Regions from separate parts of the Homo sapiens genome. Here region 1 is linked to region 2. A link is a loop called in an ENCODE intact Hi-C map of the cell type or tissue named here. Cell type or tissue: dorsolateral prefrontal cortex. All regions are shown on one strand. Links, peaks and the distances in the headings refer to the core of each region. The heading gives the core; the rest is flanking DNA.

The links. A loop is a pair of places that touch in the nucleus more often than their neighbours do. Peaks named below come from ENCODE experiments on the same cell type or tissue, not always from the same donor. Only the 100,000 strongest peaks of a DNase experiment are listed, where the experiment ranks them.
Region 1: a loop joins it to region 2, with 2.3 times the contacts of the local background. A loop is called at or near these places in 1 of 110 quality-filtered maps.

The regions. Positions count from the first base shown.
Region 1 is chr3:147,511,008-147,518,701 of GRCh38, reverse strand. No RefSeq gene overlaps it. Among named protein-coding and RNA genes, the nearest start is that of ZIC1, 110 kb to the right of the region's middle. In dorsolateral prefrontal cortex, for the core only: no CTCF peak of the experiment used is centred there; no DNase peak of the experiment used is centred there.
Region 2 is chr3:147,388,699-147,396,392 of GRCh38, reverse strand. It overlaps ZIC4 (Zic family zinc finger 4), which reads left to right. Exons shown (of 5, transcript NM_032153.6): 3 at 1-541; 4 at 5,147-5,462; 5 at 7,534-7,694. The coding sequence ends at 7,534. It overlaps ZIC4-AS1 (ZIC4 antisense RNA 1), which reads right to left. Exons shown (of 2, transcript NR_046703.1): 2 at 7,487-7,694. Among named protein-coding and RNA genes, the nearest start is that of ZIC4-AS1, 5.7 kb to the right of the region's middle. RefSeq lists enhancers at 1-664, 2,514-3,015, 4,885-5,399, 5,400-5,916. In dorsolateral prefrontal cortex, for the core only: CTCF peaks have their summits at 3,055 and 4,051; DNase peaks (open chromatin) are centred at 2,992 and 4,012; H3K4me3 peaks cover 4,876 bases; H3K27ac peaks cover 5,000 bases; H3K27me3 peaks cover 5,000 bases.

The DNA.
Region 1 (7,694 bases), core at 1,342-6,341, 120 kb before region 2:
TGGACTTTCTCATAACAGAAGCAGGGCTCAGTCACCCTTGACACAGTTTTCAATTCCATACCTCCTCCCAGTTTCTCAATGTGTTTGATGCAGATATCTGCCTTATGCAACTTCCTCTTGGTGATCACCTCGCTTTGAAACAACTATATGCAGCCTACATGAGTGGTCCCGCTGATTCTCACACCCCGCATGGACTACGCAGAAATGCCATAGAGACTGCTTTTCAGTCACGGCAGAACCTCCTGAAACTTGTACCTCCTTGTTTCAAACCTATCAATTAAAACTCCCTGTGGAAAACCTGTTTGGATAATGCCCCGGACCCAATAAAGGTGTAGGCCCACAGGTTTCTCTGTCTCTCCACACACTCCCTAATCTCTCTCTCTCTCTTTCTCTCTCTCTCTCTCTCTCGTGTGTGTGTGTGTGTGTGTGTGTGTGTGTGTGTGTGTGTGTGTGTCTTCCAAGTGTGCTGTGTGCCGCCCAGGACCTGTAAGTAACGAAATCTAAATTTCCATCTTGTGTCTCTCCTAATCATTGAAGGTGCACTATCCATTGTAAAGATTCAAAATTAAAACACTAGTGAGGTCGCATAAGAGTACAGCAAGGAAACAAGTGTCCTGTGCATTGTAGAATGTTTAGTAGCAACCCTGGCCTCTTCCCCCGATGCCAGTAACACCACCCTCAATGCCCCCACTCCATCCAGTATTGTGTAAACCAAAAATGTTTCCAAACATTGCCAAATGTCCATCAAGAGGAAAAATCACTGATGCAATGTTTCATCAAGGATATAGAGCCAGGCGCGGTGGCTCACACCTGTAATCCCAGCACTTTGGGAGGCGAGATGGGCGGATCACCTGAGGCCGGGAGTTTGAGACCAGTCTGACCAACATGGAGAAATCCCGTCTCTACTAAAAATACAAAATTAGCCGGGCGTGGTGGCACATGCCTATAATCCCAGCTACTCGGGAGGCTGAGGCAGGAGAATCGCTTGAACCCGGGAGGCGGAGGCTGCAGTGAGACGAGATCTTGCCATTGCACTCCAGCCTGGGCAACAACAGCGAAACTCTGTCTCAAAAAAACAAAACAAAACAAAACAAAAGGATATAGAATCAACAGATATTTGTTGTCTGCCCATCATGTACAAAGTTATGAGTTATGAGCTATCGAATTGTTAAAATATAGTGCTTGGTTTTAAGAAAGGTATAATGTACTTAGAGATGCCAATTATACTTGTATGGATTATCTAAGGAGTAGAAGACCATAAATACAAATATAAAACTACACATATGTCACATATATGTATGTATGTATGTATATATATACATATATGAATGATTACTCAGTGAATTTCTAAGGTAATCCCAGTTCTCCAAGTCCAAAGATGAGAGGATTTGTAGGGGAAGAATTAGTAAATGGTATTATTTATGGAATAGTACAATATTAGCTGCATCTTCAAGGTTGGTTTAGAGAGAAAAGACTGAGTATGAAACATTTGGCCCACCTCTGCAGAGGCTTAGGTAATAAAATTCTGGAAAGTAAAATTTTAAAAAACAAGAAAACAAATGGGGAAGGAATTTTTCTCTTTCCATTTTTAAAAAGAATTTATTCGTAATTATATTTGAAAACCAAGAATATTTTTCTACTGATATTCATTCATCCCTCATATTTTAATCATACAATTTTAAGGAGTCTGATATCCAATTTTGTATTCTACAAATTTTAAGCTGTAAAGCTTTCTGTTTAGCAAAAAGCTGAAAATCAACCTAACAAATCAGTGTTTTGAATAGTTATCAAAATAAAACATAGTATAAAGTCTCTGGTAGTTTGTTTTTTTATCCTTACATAGATAGAATTCATAATACACATTACACATCCCAATTATTAATCTAGTTTGGGTTTTTTAAAATTTCTTTAACTTTCTGAACATTGTTGTTCTTATAATAATTAACAATAAACATCCTAAACAAAATTATACTACAAAAGAAAGATTCTTCATTATTCGGTCTTAATTGCTACTACTTATTGAGCCTTTATAGACTACGCACTATACTAAAGACTTTTCATCGGCCGGGCGCGGTGGCTTACGCCTGTAATCCCAGCACTTTGGAAGGCGGAGGCGGACGGATCAAGAGGTCAAGAAATCGAGACCAGCCTGGCAAACATGGTGAAACCCCGTCTCTACTAAAAATACAAAAATTAGCAGGGTGCAGTGGCAGGCGCCTGTACTCCCAGCTACTCGGGAGGCTGAGGCAGGAGAATTACTTCAACCAGGGAGGTGAAGGTTGTAGTGAACTGAGATCTCACCACTGCACTCCAACCTGGTGACAGAGCGAGACTCCGTCTCAAAATAAATAAATTAATTAAATTAATAGATAAATAGAGGTACTTTTTATCTTCTCCACCCTCAACTCATTCTGATAGACAACAAGTGCGAAAACATGAAATATTTGAATAAGGTAATCATAATGTGGAATTTTCACATGAAGAAAAATTACTTTAAAACATAATAACAATTCAATATCTGAGCTTCCTTGCTGACAGATAAATTTAGAAATAAGTGTTTAAGAAAAAAACGAAAGTTTAGAAAAAAATTATCTAATAAATGGTGTCATTATAATAAATTTTAATAGATTTATACTTTTTATTTTGCCTCTATCCTTTCTTACTTTATTTCATTTTCACTGTACCTCAAAATATACTACAAAGAATTTTTTTATTTGCAGATATACTAAAGCTGGCTTTGTTTTATCTGTAATTATTTAGTAACTCAAAATTAAAGTTTTTTAAAAAAGAAAAGAACTAAGACCAGTAACTTAAAATCTTTGTCTGTTTTAAATAACACACCAATGTGCATAAACCTAAACAATAGCTTTTTTGAGTTTAAATCTTTAAAACTTGGATCAACCTTTATCAAGTGATGCAATGTCCATTACAGCCTATAAATACTGTCAACCTTCTTATTACCTGCTCAACCTCTCAATTTTAATATGGCCAGAATTGCAAAAGGGGGGCAAATTATGTCTTCTCTTGCTAAATGCAAAACATATACTAAAAAAGTTGGCACTACACAATAATTTTCACCAATTTACATAATACATTCAGGGAGAGATTGAAATATGTTGAAAAGCGTTATCTAAATCTTCTAAAATTAGATTTACAGATATATGTTTATTTCGTATTTGAGTATATGCCTCCCTGTAAGCAGGGTGATAGTAAAATAACCTCAGAAGGACTAGTTCATATGTAACTTCATTCATTACATGTGAAATATTTGTTATATGGGAGGCGTGATAAAGAATACAAAGAAAAAATTAATATTTTGTAATATGCTGCATAATGACAAAGTGTATTGCACATGTTAGCATATGTCTTTCAGTAAATAATTTATCACCATTACCAATGGAATGTTTAACTTGAGAATAAGTAACTATGAGTAACTATGTCTGTAATTGTATAATTACTACTCAGTGCTAATTATTTATTAATAAAATTTAAAAATAATTTTGTGTTGCCTAGCTGGTTTTCAATGCACAAAATAAGTACCCACACTAGGATTAAGAACACTTTGGGTATTTAATATTAAACACACTGACCCTCAATTATTATTTTCCTTTTAGAACCAGAAAGTACCAATGATTGGGCTAGACATGTATAAAATGTTTCATGTAAAATGCTGTCTTACTGTTGCATCTTTACTCAACATCAACTTCCAGATGGGAACTATTTTTCATGGTTCATAAAGCCAAATCCAGCTGCTACATTTGGACCTACATAAGGAATCCACATTTTATTGCCTTCACAATGCTTATAAAACAATTGCTGTTGTTTTCGTTAGCCGTGGTGCAACTCACTCTTCTCCATGCAAATGAGATATCCAAAAAGAACTTCTAATGTCTTTATAGTTGATTACTTAGCAGTCCTATGCGTAATACGATCCTGATTTTACAACACTTTTTAGATATTTAAACTAGCTTAAACAAAAACAGTCTTCAAGGGTAACTATAGATTGAGTGAATTACCAAAAGTGTTCTTACAATTTCCTATTAAAACCCACAATGGTTATTAAATACTTCTGTAATCTTAGCTTTATTAAGAGACAGGAAGTGCACAGTTTCCTTTCGCTCCTCGTTCAGCTAATCTGGCTCTTTGATGGTCATGCGCTTGGAATAACCATGGGGTTTCCACCACAGCATAGTCTTCCCACAGCTAAATGGAATTAACCCTGTCAAGCCTCAAGAAAGAAAAGAAAAGAAAAGAAAAGAAAAAGCATCGCATTGTTAGAATAGAAATATATTTGGAACTTTGAGTGAATAGCAGTTATATTAAAATACAGCAATTTGTGCTTAGGACATTTTCGGTAGGGCCACCGATAAAAAGGAAACATCAATTTCAGAAAATGGGAATAACTCGGCTTGCAAAATTACCCATCGTTATTCTTTTTTGCTATCTATAGATGTCAAACGTTTGGTGTCTTCTCAATTATGTTTATTAACTTACTTTTTAGATTCTGAATTAACATCTGCTACTCTATTTTTGCCAAAAGGTCTAAATTCCTAGAAAAAAAATATATAGATAGATAGATGGAAAAGTTAGTACCTAGTGAGTTAATGTAAGAGTATGACAAGGAGGCAAGTTTACTATGAATTGGGAAGCACAGACTATAGTAAACCACCGGTTAATCCCTGTCCTGCTGAGCGGTTGCCCTAGAGGTCTGATAGAGCGCCAAAGCCTCTTACGCATACTGAGACAAAGCTTATTTCAAGCAGAATTCAGCTCCTAAAGCCACCATACTGCTCCCTGACAACCTCCAGTTGCACTGACTCCATATTTGTGTTTCCCGCTGTTTTTATTTATTTGTTCCCAAAGCCACAATAGCTACAAAAACAAATACTTGTTATGCAGTCCTTTGTATCAATACAGGTAAAGTGCTCTGCTCCCTTTTTCACTTGTACATAGTTTGTGCAAATAGGTTTTTAATATATTCCAAGATTAATTTGGTAATTATAAGCCAGTTTAGAAACACACTTTAAACAACAGGTCATATAGTCACCATTTCTATTCCAGAATAATTCTCAGTTTTTGACCCTTGAGCAAAGATGAGCAAATGTGTATTCAAAAAGAAATTCATTTGAATCGTCTACTTCTTTTGCTTTGTCAGGTCCCAATTGATATTCTGTTTGGATTTTTACGGCAATCTTTTTGACCTTTGGCAAGGGATTGTGCTTATTTATCTGATTTAAATTTTTGAATCAAGCTTTTAGGATATTTTTTAAAAATTGGACAAAATGGAATAGAATAGGTGATTTCAGGAAGGTATTTTTATTTTAAGTCAATTATGTTTGTTCTTCATAAAAATAGGATTATGCCTATTGTGGCTATATAAATACATAGCCTGTAGAAGTGTTTGTAGTTTCCCTGGTACAAGAATGTCACCTAAATCCTCTAATGTAATCTGACAGAAGTAGCAGAGTACCTTTTTATAAAACGAAAACAAATAAAGAAGATTAACTTAAATGTAATCATATGTAAAATTTTAAAATGGACTTTAAGCTTTTTATTATTCAATACTATTATAAGCACTAAGAACACTGGGTGGTGAATGTATTTCATATTAAACTCTGTACACAAAAAAAAACTTTGGAAAACAAAAAGAAAATAATATTCTGGCTATTAAACTAAGATATAGATTTCTTTAGGGCTCACACTTCTACCTATTCTGTAATTAGAGTATTTTAAATTAGAAAACATGTATTTGGACATTTCTTGTAGAGAAGATATTATGTCAGAATGTTAAATTATTCCAAGTACATCATGGATTATGCTTTGACAATCTAATTGGTTATCAGAATAAACAAGCTTTATCTTTTTATTTATTTATTTATTTTCCCCTTTAAGGAGTTACTCAAATCTAGTAGAAGTTGATACAAATTTTAAATTTTTACCATGTTCCTTTCTAGAAGTGAATATTCAGTCCTGGAGACTAAAAATGGAAAAAAAATTAAAATAACAATCTTGTAATTCACATTTTTACTCTTGATTGCACCAGTAAACAAGCAGCTTATTTTCAGACAATGTTTTCTAACCTATCAGAAACTGCCTCATTCCTAGTTTTGTAACAGTCTCAAATATTTTTTAAATAAAAAGAAACTATTGAGAGAGAGAGAGAGAAAGAGACAGAGAGAGAGAGATAAGTGTAAAATGTATAGCCCAACAGAATGTCAAAATATAAATAGATGGGGGATTGTATGCCATCCCCTTCAATTTAGCTTATAGTTTTAAACAACGTATTTGGCAACTACTTGTTTTATTTAAAAAAATAGTGTTTGTTGATACCTGAAAGATTATACCAACCAGGAGAAATTCTAAATCACGGTTTTAATAATTTTCTTCTTAAACATTTTAAGGCAAAAGTGAAAGTTTTGCTAATATCCTTTTAAATAGAAATGACAATCAGTCAGGGCACAAGGATAAAAAAGTAAGTCAGCTAGGTCAGCTAATAGGAGATTAGAAAGTGATCCCATACTTCTAGACTGAGACTCAGAAAAATGATTTTAAAAACCCACTACACAATTGTTATTCTTCCTGAAATTATTTGTAGTTTTATTGTATAATCACATGAACATACATAATACAATGCCCTTGAATTTTCTATACTCATCTTTGAGTGCCAAAGGGAGAAAATATTATAGGAAAGGATTAGATCAATAATTCTCAATGCAGGGTGGTTTTGCCCCCATACTGGTGAGGGTACAGGCTAGGGATGTGGCTAAACACTACAGTGCACAGGACAGTCCTTCACAACAAAGAATTATCTGGTCCAAAATGACAGTAGCATCAATGTTGAAAAACAAAAACAACAAAGAACAAAAACATAATTCTCAACTGAGATTTTCTTTTTCTATTGTTTCCCTACTTCCTGGGACACGATGAATAGAACACATGATAATAATTATCACTTACTACAGACTCAATTTTATTGATGTCTCTAAAATTCTGTCTCTAAAATTGTATTTCAAAGTTCCAAGATAGTTCTTGTGGAAATTGACTCATTTAGAGTGTCTTCTCTTTGTCTTCATGCTTTAAATCTCAGATGCCCATAAAAAAAGATGATTTTATGTCCTTTGCAGGGACATGGGTAAAGTTGGAAACCATCATTCTCGGCAAACTAACACAAGAACAGAAAACCAAACACTGCATGTTCTCACTCATAAGTGGAAGTTGAACAATGAGAACACATGGACACAGGGAGGGGAACATCACACACCAGGGCCTGTCCAGGGGTGGGAGACAGGGGGAGGGATAGCATTAGGAGAAATACCTAATATAGATGACAGGTTAATGAGTGCAGCAAATCACCATGGCACGTGTATACCTATGTAACAAACCTGCATGTTCTGCACATGTACCCCAGAGCTTAAAGTATAATAAAGTTTTTTTAAAAATCCCAGATGCCACTTTGGTCTAGTTCTCCATTATCAAGATCAGATATTCTCAGAGGAAAACACAACATTTTTCTGGACCTAACATATGGGATAACCACACTTTTAAAATGCTAGAAGGAAGAAAGAGAAAAGCCAGGAGCCACAATCTCTTATCATTAGAAATTGCATTGTAAGGTAGCTATACAAGAATGCCCCCAATAGAATTGATCAAACAAGGTGAATATGTGGTGGAAAATTCTAAACTCATATGCCATC
Region 2 (7,694 bases), core at 1,076-6,075:
CCTCCCCAGGCCTCCCCCAGCCGTCCTTTGAATGGACTCCTGCGTCTGGGGCTCCCTGGAGACATGTACGCGCGGCCGGAGCCCTTCCCGCCAGGGCCTGCGGCCCGCAGCGACGCCCTGGCAGCTGCCGCAGCCCTGCATGGCTACGGGGGCATGAACCTGACGGTGAACCTCGCTGCGCCCCACGGTCCTGGCGCTTTCTTCCGCTACATGCGCCAGCCCATCAAACAGGAGCTCATCTGCAAGTGGCTGGCGGCCGACGGCACCGCGACCCCGAGCCTCTGCTCCAAAACTTTCAGCACCATGCACGAGCTGGTCACGCACGTCACCGTGGAGCACGTCGGCGGCCCGGAACAGGCCAACCACATTTGCTTCTGGGAGGAGTGTCCGCGCCAGGGAAAGCCCTTCAAAGCCAAATACAAACTTGTAAATCACATCCGCGTGCACACGGGCGAGAAGCCCTTCCCTTGTCCTTTCCCGGGGTGTGGGAAGGTCTTTGCTAGATCAGAAAATCTCAAAATACACAAACGAACTCACACAGGTCAGTATTCGGCGCTGTCTGTCGCGTGCGGACCCTCTGGGGAAGCAGGCCCTCGGGTCTGGATTTCCTCAAGTCCCAACTGAGGGGAGGGGGAAATATTTTGGGGTTGTTTCCATGAGCCAAGGCCATAAAATATTAATTATGCGCTTCTATTCTTAGAATCACAGAAGTTTCCGGAGGCTGTGTGTAGGGAGGATAGTGCGGGATTTCTGTTCTGGGGGGGACAAGGGTGAACGTGCCTAAGACCCTGTGTGTGCAAACATGTGCTCTCTGCTTAAGAGTTTGATTTTAAGATATTTTAAAACAGCATTGTTCCCCAAAGTCGTAAAGACATAAGAACAGCTGTCTAACTTTTTTCCTTGTCCCTTTGGAATTGCGCAGCAGAACTCTTCCACCTGTAGTCCTGATAACCTGGCCCACCTGGACTGAGAGGTTACCAGGCCCTGGAGCCTTCTTTAGGAGTTGGGGGTCGAATGGGCTAACTTTGTACGTATTTTTGAGCCTTGGTGGCCGGACACTAGGGATGTTTGGTGGACCCTCACTTTCGCTTTAGCACAGACCTATCCACCTTAAATATCATTTACCAAGCTGCTAAGGGAAATGGGGACATGTGTCAACTACATCTGCTACTTCTAGTTAACAGAAAAAAAGGAGTATCGTTCAAGAGCCTGCAAAATTGAACTCCTCTGGCCAGAGCATCTCTAATTAATACAACTGCAAGGAGAAAGTTTTCACACTTCCAGAACAGCCTGTGAAGTTACATTAATTAGTTTAGCAGCCATTGTTTGTACTCTCCTTAGTTAGGGTTTTCTCGCTCCTCCTCCCTGGAAGTTTAAGAAATCAACATCTTCTCCCCTCCCCCATTTTGGGGGCGGGAGAAGGGGACTGGTGGGGACAGGAGAAAATAAAATGAATTCCAGCTTGGTGCCCCACTTCTCCTACTGCCCGGTGCCTTGCCTTACTCGCCCCTATTCTTGCTGGAACATCGACAATTGTTGGAGTCAAAGAACTTCCTAAGGCTAGTTGTTCTAACGCCTATCTTCTCCCCAAACTCTCCCTTCCCGGGGAAGGTCCATGGCCCGGACACTGGCACATGCGGAGACCAGACCAAAGTCCACTTGGAGCCTGGCACTTTATTTCTAAAGCTTGTCTGGAAGTGTACGGTTTCCCTGAGTTCTTTTCAGGGTTTCCCACAATGTCGCATGGATCTCACCCCCTCACCAGAGGTTTTAGCTTCGGGAAGGGGCGGTAGGTCACACTGGAATCCTGGCCCCAGGCCTGCTACTCCGGGAGCTGGCGGCGGACACCCGGAAGGTAGACTCGCAGTCCTGAGCTGGAGAAGGAACTCATCTTTAATGACAGGGTTTTTTTTTTTTTTTTTTTAAACAAACAAACTTTTACAGCTCTTTGCCGGCCCACTGTTTGAATTCTGTGAAGCAGAAAATGGTTAAATTCTTAGCACAGTCGACCTACAGCAGAGAAGCAAGTTCAGTGCGCCACGGCTGGCTCAGGTTTTCGTGTTTTCAGGACAGAATTTTGTGCGTTCTTTCGGTTCGCGGTCCTGATTCATTAGCGGTGGGGGGTGGGGGAAACAACAAACAAAAACAAACAAACAAACAAACACGACCAACAACGAACTACAGAGTCTGGCCTGCTCGGGCATTTCCCTCAAATCCCCCTCCTAGTCATAAAAAGAAGAGAGAGAGAGTGAGAGAGAGAGAGAGAGAGAGAGAGGGAAAAAAAATATTTCTCAAATGGCAATAGACCTCACTACAAATTATTCATGAAGACAGTTCTCGATTCAACAGGAAAATAATTGCCTTTTCAAATATTAATGGCGTTTCATTTCCTCGAGTAGCAGAAGCGGCAAACAGGAGCAAATTTCTCAGGAGCTGAGATTCTCCCTGACCTGAATCCGGGGCCTGGCTTTGAAGGCGACTGTCCGCACCGAAAGGATTCACTTTGTGGCGGTCACAGCGATCCCGGAACAATGGTGCCTCGGGGAGGGAGGCGCGGGCCAGCAACCGCGCTCGGCCTGGCCACCGCCACCCAGCTCCTCTCCAGGGACCCCTCGGCCGGGGCCGGGAGCTCACCACACCTTCCCCGGCGTCTGAGGGCGAGTCAGTGCTGGGGATCCGAGGTAGAGGAAAAGAGACCGCGCCGGGGCGCAGTCGCCGGGACAACCAGATCCAGCCACAAGTGCGAGAAAATGGCGCTGGCCCAGCTAGCCCGAGCTTCCGAACTTTGTTCGGCGGACCCGGCTCAGGGTCGGAGAGGAGGCCTTTCAGGACTGCTGGGCCTCTGGGATGAGAATCTGGGTCTTTCACAGCGCAGCCCCGGGCCTAGGACGCTCCGAGCGGGCTGCAGGGGCCTAGCCCAACGCCGCCTCTTCACATTCACCCACCCACCCAGGGCGCAGTGCAGGGAGCTGGAGGGAGGGGGAAGGACTGGAGGCCGGGTGTTGGCGGGGGGCGGGGGTGATGTCAAGCGCAGAGACCAGGGCGCCTCCTGCAGCTCCGGAGCAAGCTGGGGCGCGGCCTCACCTGGCCTCCTAGGGGCCTGCGAACTTCCCGGCTGCCGGTATCACTCAGTGCACTGCTGTTTTCTCCTCTGCTCCTCGTCTGGAGCGAAATAATTGTTTTTGTTTTACGTGAATGTCCAGTGAGGCGCTCACGAGATCGGATAAGCGTTTGGCGGGATTTTTGTTGGGGGTGGGGGTTGTTGGGGAGGGGCACCAAATTCTAATTCCATTTCACCTCTGTTTTCTCAAAATAACCTTGGTTCTTTTGCAGGCCCTGAATTGTATGTTTTTTGTAATTTTTTTTTTTTTTTTGAAAGAGAAGAAGGAAGAAAGTTTTGGGTTTGCAAATGCTGGCAGGAATCAGAGGAGATAAAAATGGGGGCAAATAGGAACACTGATTTATTCCGCATCTTTCTATCACTGTTTTATAAAATGGTGCCAGTGTCCCGCGAAATGGCAGGTGCCAACACCTTCCAGACTGTTCAGTGTACTAGCTGTGCTCCTGTAGGGTGGGAATCCAGCGACCAGGTGGTGCCGGAGACCCGGGCTCAGGAGCCGCTGATTGCGCAGAAGCGCAGGTTGTGCGCAAACCTCTCTGTCCGAGCCTCAACAGGGCTCGGGAATTGGGGCTTTGTTTGTTCTAACCAGCCCCAAAGCGCCTGTTTTTCCTGGATGCGGCGGGAGAAGCAACTACAAAGGCAACAGTTCTCCAGCTGCGCGTCTTCCTCCTCAGCTAGACGCTAGGTAGCCGGTCCCTTAACTCAGAGCGCTGGGAGGCAGCCATTTGTTTAAAGCGCCCAGAAACCTTCTTCCCCCATTTCCGCAGCACTTGCAGCTCCGGCAGGAATCTAGGCTTCCGGGTTCTCGGGGTCCTTTCCTCTCCTACACGTCAGCGAATTCAGCTGGCCGTGAGCTCCCCGATTGGGGCTCGGTCCGGCCAATATTGTCACTCTAACGTGCACTCGCGCCTTCCCTCGGCTCTACAGGGCATCGCAGCCACCGATCCCAGCCCCTCCCCGGCCTATGCCAGCCGCCTGGTGGCCCTCCGGGCTGCGGAGCCAGGCCTGGCCTGACAGCAGCAGCTGTTTTCTTCCCGAAGCCGCAGCGCTCAAGGGCGTGGTTGCGGTAGACACCTCGGATCCCATTTGGCCTGTGCGGACCCTACCGCGCCAACCCCTCGTCTTAGGACCGAGAGGCCCGACAGCCAGGTGGGGGTGGTCTGGGCAGACCGGTCGACATCGCAAGTCAGTGCGGACTGGGAGGGCCAGCTGCCCACAGCACGGTCTCCAGGAAGCCTCTGGAGCAGCGTAATGAAATATTATTACTGGCGAGCGTATCTGGAGGGATCCCGGAAGGTTTAGGCAAGATTTGAAGAATGCTGCTAAATGTTTGCCCTCAGGGGGTAGAAGGAAAGAGGGAGGGGGCTCCATTCCTGTAAAAATCTCTTCTGAAGTGAATCATTGCTCAGAATACCTCTCCCTGCAGCACGAATCCACTTTATGCACACACAATGTGCATCGGCTGCGCATCCTTAAATTATTTCATCGCTTTGGCGTTTGCGCAAAACCTACTTTAGGAAACAATTTGGGCCAGGATGGGGGTGGGTGGGGGGGATGAACGGCTGGGCGGGGTAGCGGCAGAGAAGTTAGTCTGAAACAGCAACTTTAAATCGAGCAGATGTGAGCTTCCCCGTTAACTATATTGTGAGCTCCTCCGTTAATGTATTTCCGAGCAGAGGTGCTTCTGGTTCCAAGTGGAGAAAATTTGGAGGAAACAACCCGAGTGGATCAGGATTTTCGAGGATGGAAACTCGACTAAGATGGAGTCACTGTCGCTCCTCCTCCATACCCTCCCCATGAGCCCAGAGGAGGAAGGCGGGAGGGATGGAGGCGTTCAAGAGAGGGCACCGGGGGCGCTCTCTGCACGAGGGAAAGGGGTGCTCGACCTGAGGCGCCGTGGAAAGGGATTTCTGAAAATATTTTGTAGTTCTTTTCCAGAAAATGAGAGACGAATGGGGGAGGGTGGCAAGCACCTGACGGGAACACGACCCACAAGCACTAATGTCTCTGCGTTGCCTCCGCCAGGCGAGAAGCCCTTCAGATGCGAGTTCGAGGGCTGCGAGCGGCGCTTCGCCAACAGCAGCGACCGTAAGAAGCATTCGCACGTGCACACTAGCGACAAGCCATACACGTGCAAGGTGCGGGGCTGCGACAAGTGCTACACGCACCCCAGCTCGCTGCGTAAGCACATGAAGGTGCACGGGCGCTCGCCGCCGCCCAGCTCTGGCTACGATTCGGCTACACCGTCTGCCCTCGTGTCGCCCTCGTCGGACTGCGGCCACAAGTCCCAGGTGGCCTCCTCGGCGGCGGTGGCGGCGCGTACCGCCGACTTGAGCGAATGGTACGTGTGTCAGGGCTTGGGCCCCATAGCGGCTGCCCCCGCCGCGATCCTCAGCCCCGAGCTACCACCTGGCCCTGCTGCTGCCGCCGCCGCCTCCGGTATTAGGGCTGCCTCTGTGATTGCTGCTTCCGCACACACCGAATGCAGAGTAGGCCACGTTTCTGAGGCATGAAGAGGGCGAGGGCGGAAGGAAGGAAGGCCGGCCGGCCACCTGTAATAGTTGCTGGAGCTCACTGAATACGCTAATATAATGTCCATTATTTTAGAAGATAAATATGGTCCCCCTATTTATTCTGTAGTCACAATCAGCACCATCACCCCCACACGCGCCTTCATGACTGGGTATCATAAAACCAGGGTTAGGGGCGAAAAGAGACAGGGAGATGGAAAAAAAAGTTGGAGAATTTATGTGCAATCCTGTCAACTGCAGATGACAAAAGTAAAGCCACAGATTTCCCGCATGCTTCGCAGAATGGGAAATATTTTTCTCGAGGACTGGGCCGCTCCCACCCCCACTCTAACCCTCCCCTCCCCCACATTAATTCCAACCTCAGAAGTTCAGATCAAGGGAAGGGGGCAAAGGGAATTCCAGAGCCGTTTTCTTGACTCCAGTTTCTTTCCTCTTTGCCTTCCTATGGTTTCCCCTTCCCTAGGTATCCTTTGAAACAAAAAACACACAAGTCCTAATTTTTCCAACCTCCTCTATAAAGGAGGTAAGGGAGATTCATCGTCTTTTCAGCAGGGGGTGGGTGGGTGGTGGTTAGACGCTTCCACCCCTATGGAGTGGCCTGGGCACACAGATAAACATCTGCCTGTCGTCCACAGACTCAATATACATTGTATACTTGGAGTAGGGAGTGAATTCAAAACAACAAGAAATACAGACAAAGGAACACCAGAGAGGCTTCAGGATTCAATGCTGTGAGGCCTCCCCGGGCCTTTTTCCCACCCCAACCCCTGTAGAGGCGTTGCCTGTGTAGTCTTGTAGGTGCTTGGGCTCCGGGTGTAGAGCGAGCTGATGACGTCACTGAGTCGAAGCCTCTAAAGTGGAGAGACCTGACCTAGGCGGCCGTGTCTGGGTGAATTGCGTCAATTCGGTGATGGTCTTTGTTAGTAATTGCACAATGTTCGTCTTATTTTTAAAAAGGTGTAGGAGGAACTAGAGAAATGATCCACAATAATAAATATTGTAAAGGCAAACACCCAGTGGGTCTAGATTGAATGTGTATTTGATATGCTGCGTATGAAGTCCCCAGAAAAAAAGAACCAGATGTTGAAGGAGGGGGCGAGAAAGGCCTTTGCAATTGCGGCCAAAGGGAAAAAAATCAGGTCCTTTTTCCCCCCTCCCCCCATCTGCAGGGAGAATGCGGCTGCCCCAAAATCCTAGCTAAGACTTGAAGAAGTAAAGGAAAATAAAATAATAAAGCTTTGGCAGACTCATCTCAGTTCCCTAAGAATTTGAAAATCAGTGTGTGTGTATTGGGGAGGGAGGTAGGTTTTCTCTCTGGGGAGGGCCCCACAAAAGACCTCAATTTTAAAATCTGAGCCCAGCAAACAATTCCTGGCCCTGCCACTGATGAATTTTCTTCTGCTCTATCCTCTTCAGACGCAATTAGACAATTAGCACTCCTGCCCGCAGCCCCCACAACTTTCATCAGATGAAATAACATCCTAACTGGAGTGGAACTATTTTCATGACTCCAAATAAAAAATGCAGTCTTCCAAATACACCTTTAGTGAATCCGTCCTTGAGAAAGGGGGACTGAAATTCCTGCCTACACCTAATACAATAGGGCCCAGAGGCTGCCTGACCCAGCGCGGGCAGTCGGCAACAAACAACTCCTTCCCATAGTGAAACACCAACCCCACCACTAAGGTGCAGAGGGCATTTGCGGAACTTGCTGCTTCTGCCAATGTTTAAAAAGTCCCCCTTCCTGAAGTAGGACTTTTTTCTTTGTCTTCTGTTTCTAAGCTCCCCATTTTGCTTTCTATCTCAATCTAAAATAATGAAATAAAACAAAATGTTTGGTCGGCCACTAATCGCCTTTAATTTTTCATTTGCTTGTTACAGATGTCCACCGCGTTGCTCGCAAGGTAATCTCGCTCCGCGCAGCTGAGCGCCCCGCATCTCGCGCCTGCTACATCAAAGGGCCCGCGCACAAAGCAGTGTTTCTTCGCCACGGTGCATCTTCATGGTAAGTTAGGATTTCTATGGCAATGTGCAAGTCGCAC